Regions from separate parts of the Homo sapiens genome. Here region 1 is linked to region 2. Evidence: read pairs that join two places in POLR2A ChIA-PET (ENCODE). Cell type or tissue: GM12878. All regions are shown on one strand. Each heading gives the region's core, and the rest is flanking DNA. Links, peaks and the distances in the headings are about the cores only.

Evidence for each region. ChIA-PET counts read pairs that join two places held together with the same protein. Peaks named below come from ENCODE experiments on the same cell type or tissue, not always from the same donor. Only the 100,000 strongest peaks of a DNase experiment are listed, where the experiment ranks them.
Region 1: POLR2A ChIA-PET joins it to region 2 with 7 read pairs; 2 of 35 experiments call an interaction of 5 or more read pairs at or near these places.

The regions. Positions count from the first base shown.
Region 1 is chr12:12,539,467-12,542,384 of GRCh38, reverse strand. All of the region lies in intron 1 of DUSP16 (dual specificity phosphatase 16), which reads left to right. Among named protein-coding and RNA genes, the nearest start is that of DUSP16, 22 kb to the left of the region's middle. RefSeq lists a silencer at 1,355-1,404. In GM12878, for the core only: no CTCF peak of the experiment used is centred there; no DNase peak of the experiment used is centred there; H3K27ac peaks cover 1,105 bases.
Region 2 is chr12:11,165,252-11,168,169 of GRCh38, reverse strand. The region is part of intron 1 of PRH1-TAS2R14 (PRH1-TAS2R14 readthrough); the gene reads left to right. The region is part of intron 1 of PRH1-PRR4 (PRH1-PRR4 readthrough); the gene reads left to right. It also overlaps a transcript of PRH1 not described here. Among named protein-coding and RNA genes, the nearest start is that of SMIM10L1, 4.5 kb to the left of the region's middle. In GM12878, for the core only: no CTCF peak of the experiment used is centred there; no DNase peak of the experiment used is centred there; H3K4me3 peaks cover 313 bases; H3K27ac peaks cover 207 bases.

The sequences.
Region 1 (2,918 bases), core at 288-2,787, 1.4 Mb before region 2:
TTTCTTTTTTTGAGATGAAGTTTCGCTCTTGTTGCCCAGGCTGGAGTGCAATGGCGTGATCTCGGCTCACCACAACCTCCACCTCCCAGGTTCAAGGGATTCTCCTGCCTCAGCCTCCTGAGTAGCTGGGATTACAGGCATGTGCCACCACGCCCGGGTAATTTTGTATTTGTAGTAGAGACGGGATTTCTCCATGGTCAGGCTAGTACCTAACTCCCAACCTGAGGTGATCCGCCCACCTCGGCCTCTGAAAGTGCTGGGATTACAGGTGTGAGCCACGGCACCCAGCCTTTCTGGGTATTTCATATAAATGGATTCATATAATATGTGGTCTTTGGTATCTAGTTTCTTTCCCTTAGCATAACGTTTTTGGGGTTCTCCCATATTGTAGCTGGTATCAGTATTAATTCCTTTTCATGGCTAAATAATATTCCATAGTAGGGATATACTGCATTTTGTTTATCTATTCATCAGTTGATTAATTTTTTTGGCTGTTTATAAATCTGCTGTGAACATTTTTATACAAGTTTTTGTGGGTCCATTTCCTTTCTTAAATTATTTTAGATTTGGGGTATATGTGCAGGTTTGTTACATGTGCATACATTTTCAGTGCTCTTGTATTTACATTTTAATCTGGATGTTATATCTCACTTTACAGAATTTTTTTCACAGTTATTTCTCTCTAGGGTTTGTGGTGGAACACATGTAGACAGAGAAATAGTTGTTAGGAAGACATAGACCTGGTAGTTTGTCACTCTGAAGTGGGCTGTCAGCTGAAAAGCTTGAAGACCATGGGTCTAGACAGACAGCTCATTCCAACTACAACTATCATAGATTGACCAACTCCTGAGAATTTATGCCATTTACCTACCTTACTGGGCCTTCCAATAAGATAGACTAATTTTAATAAGAGTTTCTTATTTTCCCTCCTTAACGCTTTGTGGGAGATACTGTTGGGTGGAAATAATGTCAGTGTAACCTTGTCAAGGCCTGTACCTCTTTTATTCTTCATGTTTGTATTTGTGTGGGGCAGGGGACTGTGTGTACCTGGGGTTGAAGGGAAGATGAATTGTCTTCCCCTCTGCCTTTCCCTCTAAAATCAGTGCCACAGTGAGAATCAGCAAGTGGCCAGGTGCGGTGGCTCACGCCCATAATCCCAGGACTTTGGGAGACTGAGGTGAGTCAATTGCTTGAGTCCAGGAGTTTGAGACCAGTCTGGGCAACATGGTGAAACTCCAGCTCTACTAAAAATAGAGAAATTAGCCAGGCGTGATGGTGTGCACATGTAGTCCCAGTTACTCGGGAGGCTGAGCTGGGGGGATCACCTGAGCCTGGGAGGTTGAGGCTGCAGTGAGCCATGATCAGCACCACTGCACTCCAGCCTGGGCAATCAGAGTGAGACTCCTGGCTCAAAAAAAAAAAAAAAAAAAAAAAAGAAAAGAAAAGAAAAGAAAAAAAAGCAACTGTCTGCCTCCTGAAGAAAGATGAATCTGTGCTAAGTGGCCTCCTGGCAGGAAGCAACCAGCCTTTAGGGACCAGCTGACAGGAAGTTGCCTCCAGAATTAGTAGAAGTTTGCTGGCTGGTGGTGTCGCCGCTCCCTCCAAACCTCTTGACCAGGGGTTATTTGTGAATACAAAGAGATTGTGTAGCACCCTAAGGAGTTGGGGTAGGAGAGCGTCCAGAATAAATACATAGGTGGGATTGACCACCTCCTCACCTCCTCCTGTTGACTTCTAGATGTCACCACTTGAAATTTTTCTCTCCCACTCTTGCTATGTGATCTCACGGAGCCTTATAGATATCTTATGAAATTGCTTTAAAATTGTATCCTCCAAAGATTCCTTGAGCAAAAAGCCTTGCACAGTATAGATGTTCAAAAACTGTTGTGTAAGTGAAGGAAGCACAAGTTAGACCCACTGTACAAGGGAAATAGCTGAATGAGCATTTTCTAACCTAGTGTTCCTTGTATTGGATGTTAATATGTTACGAAAACTCCTGACTCTGGTTAAATACCATCTTTAAAAATTTTTTTAATTTATATTTTTATATATTTTAAGACAGGGTCTCACTCTGTGGCCCAGGCTGGAGTGCAGTGGCAATCATAGCTCACTGCAACCTCTATCTCCCGGGCTCAAGCTCCCCAGTAGCCTTGCAGCAACCTCCATCTCCCAGGCTTAGCCTCACTAGTAGCTGGGACTACGGGCCCCTGTCAGCACACCTGGCTGATGTTTTTTTTTAGTTTTTTTTTTTTTTAAAGTAGAGTCGGGGTCTCAGTATGTTGCCTAGGCTAGTCTCAAACTCCTGGTCTCATTTTCTTTTTTCTTTTTATGAGACAGAGTCTCAGTCTGTCGCCCAGGCCAGGGTGCAGTGGTGCGATCTTGGCTCACTGCAACCTCCACATCCCAAGTTCAAGTGATTCTCCTGCTTCAGCCTCCCCAGCCTCCCGAGTAGCTGGGACTATGCTACCACGCCCGGCTAATTTTTTCGTATTTTTTAGTAGAGACGGGGTTTCACCATGTTGGTCAGGCTGGTCTTGAACTCCTGACCTCAAATGGTCCACCTGCCTCGGCCTCCCAAAGTGCTGGGATTGCAGGTGTGAACCACTGTGCCCAGCCTTTTTTTTTTTTTTTTTAAATAACTGCTGGCCCAACCTTGAGAAGGGTGGTGACGTCCTTTATTTAATGTAATATAGATTGGCTGGAGGCCCGAATCTTGGTTTCCATCATCATCCTAAGTGAAGTTTTACAGGATTGGATTAGAGAGGAATTCTAAAGGGCTGTATGCCCTTGTGATGGTGATTAGCCGTTAGTAATGGGAAATTCCTGGGTGGAGATATTTATTTAACGTGCATTCATAAGCCGGTGAACACTGAACTCTATCTCTCCCAAGCTTTAACAATCTTTCCTTGACACATCTA
Region 2 (2,918 bases), core at 176-2,675:
AGTTTGACATCATTGTAATTCTTACCAGAACATACTCAGAGCTAAATATATACTCTTATTTCCATATTTCAAGAAAGACTTTTCTTTTTCTCCCCTCAAACCTCTCTTTTAGACAATGAAACACATTTAATAATTGTCAGATTATTAAGATCTATTGTATTCTTCATTACAAGGCCAGATTTCATAGGTGCATAAAAAATCACCTATACATGAATCTATTTTTTAATTGAGACATTTTTTAAACCATGCATGTGGAAGAATATGATATAGCATGCATTTATGCATGCATTTTGAAAACCAGCTTGAGAATTTTACTTCCTTTTAGTTAGCAGTAGACCAAAAGAGAATGTTGCTTCTGCTCTAACAAAGAGAGTAAACTAGGTAGGCTACAAAGTCATAATTTATTTTGAGCTTGTTAGAACTGAAGTTACAAGGTGAGCAGGTAAACTGAATTTTAGCACTTTGGGAGGCTGAGGTGGGTGGATCCCGAGGTCAGGAGATCTGGGCCATCCTGGCTAACATGGTGAAACCCCGTCTCTCTACTAAAAATACAAAAAATTAGCTGGGTGTGGTGGCAGGCGCCTGTAGTCCCACCTACTCGGGAGGCTGAGGCAGGAGAATGGTGTGAACCCAGGAGGTGGAGCTTGCAGTGAGCCGAGATGGGGCCACTGCACTCCAGCCTGGGTGACAGAGCGAGACTCCATATCAAAAAAAAAAAAAAAAATTACAAGCCTTTCCAAATAGGAGACATGAATTGTTTCATCTGTGGCAGAACTCCAGAAGAGTTCTCTGGCATTTCAGTAGGTAACAAGAAAATGGCTGAAATTTTAACAAATTCTTACAAAGGTTGAGTGTAGTTTAATGTGACAGTTTAGAATACCTGGGAGCCCCAGACACAGGAGTGGTCTGTAATTGCCAGCTTTTCCCCTTGGGCTTCTACCGAATGCTTACTGGAAAGGTTGAGGACAGACAGGAAACCTAGGAAAGTTCCTTTATGGTACACGGTATAGGAGGCAGAATAATGGCTTTCCCAAAGATGTCTATGACTTAATCTTTGGAACTAGTTAATATGTTACATTATATGGCATGGAGATTTTGCAAATGTGATTATTGGTATGCACCTTGAGATGGGAGATTATCCCATATTATTTAGGTGGGTTCAGTCTAATCATATGAGCCCTTAAAAACAGATTATTTCTTAACTAGGGTTAGAGAGATGCAACACTTCTGACTTTGAAGATGAAGGAGGCCCCAAACCAAGGTCTGCAGGTAGTTTCTAGAAGCTGGGAATGGCAAGGAAATGGATTCCTTCCTAGAGCCTCCAGAAAGCAATGCAGCCTTGCTGACACCTTGATTTTAGCTTAGTAAGACAAATACCAGACTTCTGATCTGTAGAACTGTTAAGATAATTTTGTAGTATTTAAGCCACTAAATTTATGATAATTTGTTTTAGCAGCAGTGCAAATCTAAAACAAATGGGAACAAAATCTTCTTAAGTTTTAAAGTGGAGTAATAGAAACTGGAGAAGCCCATTTACACTGGACCCTGCATGAGTAAAAGGTGGTTGTTGGCCAGTGCTAGGGGACAGGCAAGAAAACTACACATGTTCTGGATCTTTATTATGCAAAATCTGCCTGCTGCTGAGTGAGGGGCAGGGAATACACTGTAACCTGGACCCTACTCTGATATTGGGCAATAGCTGATTGGCACAAGGAGTGGGGTAAGAAACCTGCCTGCACTCCTAGGTCTGTATTAATACATATTAGAAGTCTGTTGTCACAGGGGAAGTCCAGGAAACTCACTTGCTCTGGGCTGCATGCTGGCTAAACAGAAAGGATCTGCCAGTGAAGGAAGGCAGAAAACCCACCAATCCTGGACTCTGCATGAACACCAGGAAAAACCCATTTGCTGCAGGAAGGGGGCAGTTAACCTGATGATATCAAGACCCTCCACTGATACAAGACATTGATTGACTGACACTCAAGGAGGGGCAGGAAGATTGCCTGACTTGGACTCCCATGCTGACACTGGGTGAAAGCCATCTGTTGCTACTGGAGGAGGGGGAGAAAACCGGCTTTCAGCCAGGATCCTTCACTGATTTTAGGCAGTTTTTCTTGTTGTGGGAGTGGTAGGAGCATTAAAAAAGTCCCACGTCTGAGGCAAAGGTACGTAGACAGGGGCAGTTGCTAGAGAAGAACAAAGAGCTCCCATTGCCCCACCATGAACTTTTCTCTGATTAACAAGCAATGCCACTATACTGGGAGAGGGACACAAGTGTAGAAAGAGCCTTCTCTATAGTGCATGTGTGGACTCTTGAAGCTGAGCACAAACACTGAGAATCCCTTTGGCACTCCAGTCTTCCCCAAAACACAAGTTACTGGCATTCCACCACTGGAGCCATTTGAATCTAAATACAGATAAACTACAGATTGGATTGATACAATTTCACACACTTAGTAGTCTGACAGAATAAGAAGGCAGCCCATTTTTGAGGGGTAATATTTATCTCAGGATTTACTGTAAATATGTATACACACATACAAAAACCCAGGCATTGTTAAGAGAAAATAATGGCCCAGAGGTTGAAATTATCAGACAGAACCTTTAAAAATAATTATGATTAATGTGTTAAAATTCTAGTGGAAAAGATAAATAACATGCTCAGGAAATTTTAGCAGAGAGATAGAAACTATATAAGAAGCTCAAATGAAAATGCTAGAAATGAAAAGCAGTATTGGAGGTGAAAGATTCCTTTGGCAATTTATCAACAGACTGGAGATGGCAGAGGCAGAATCAGTAATATTGAAGGCAGATTACTATATATTATTCAAACAGAAAAATGAAAGAGAGGGAGAAAAGGAGAGAAGAGATGGAGGAAAAAATTGGGAAGACTGGCAATACTAATTTGTGAGGATAGG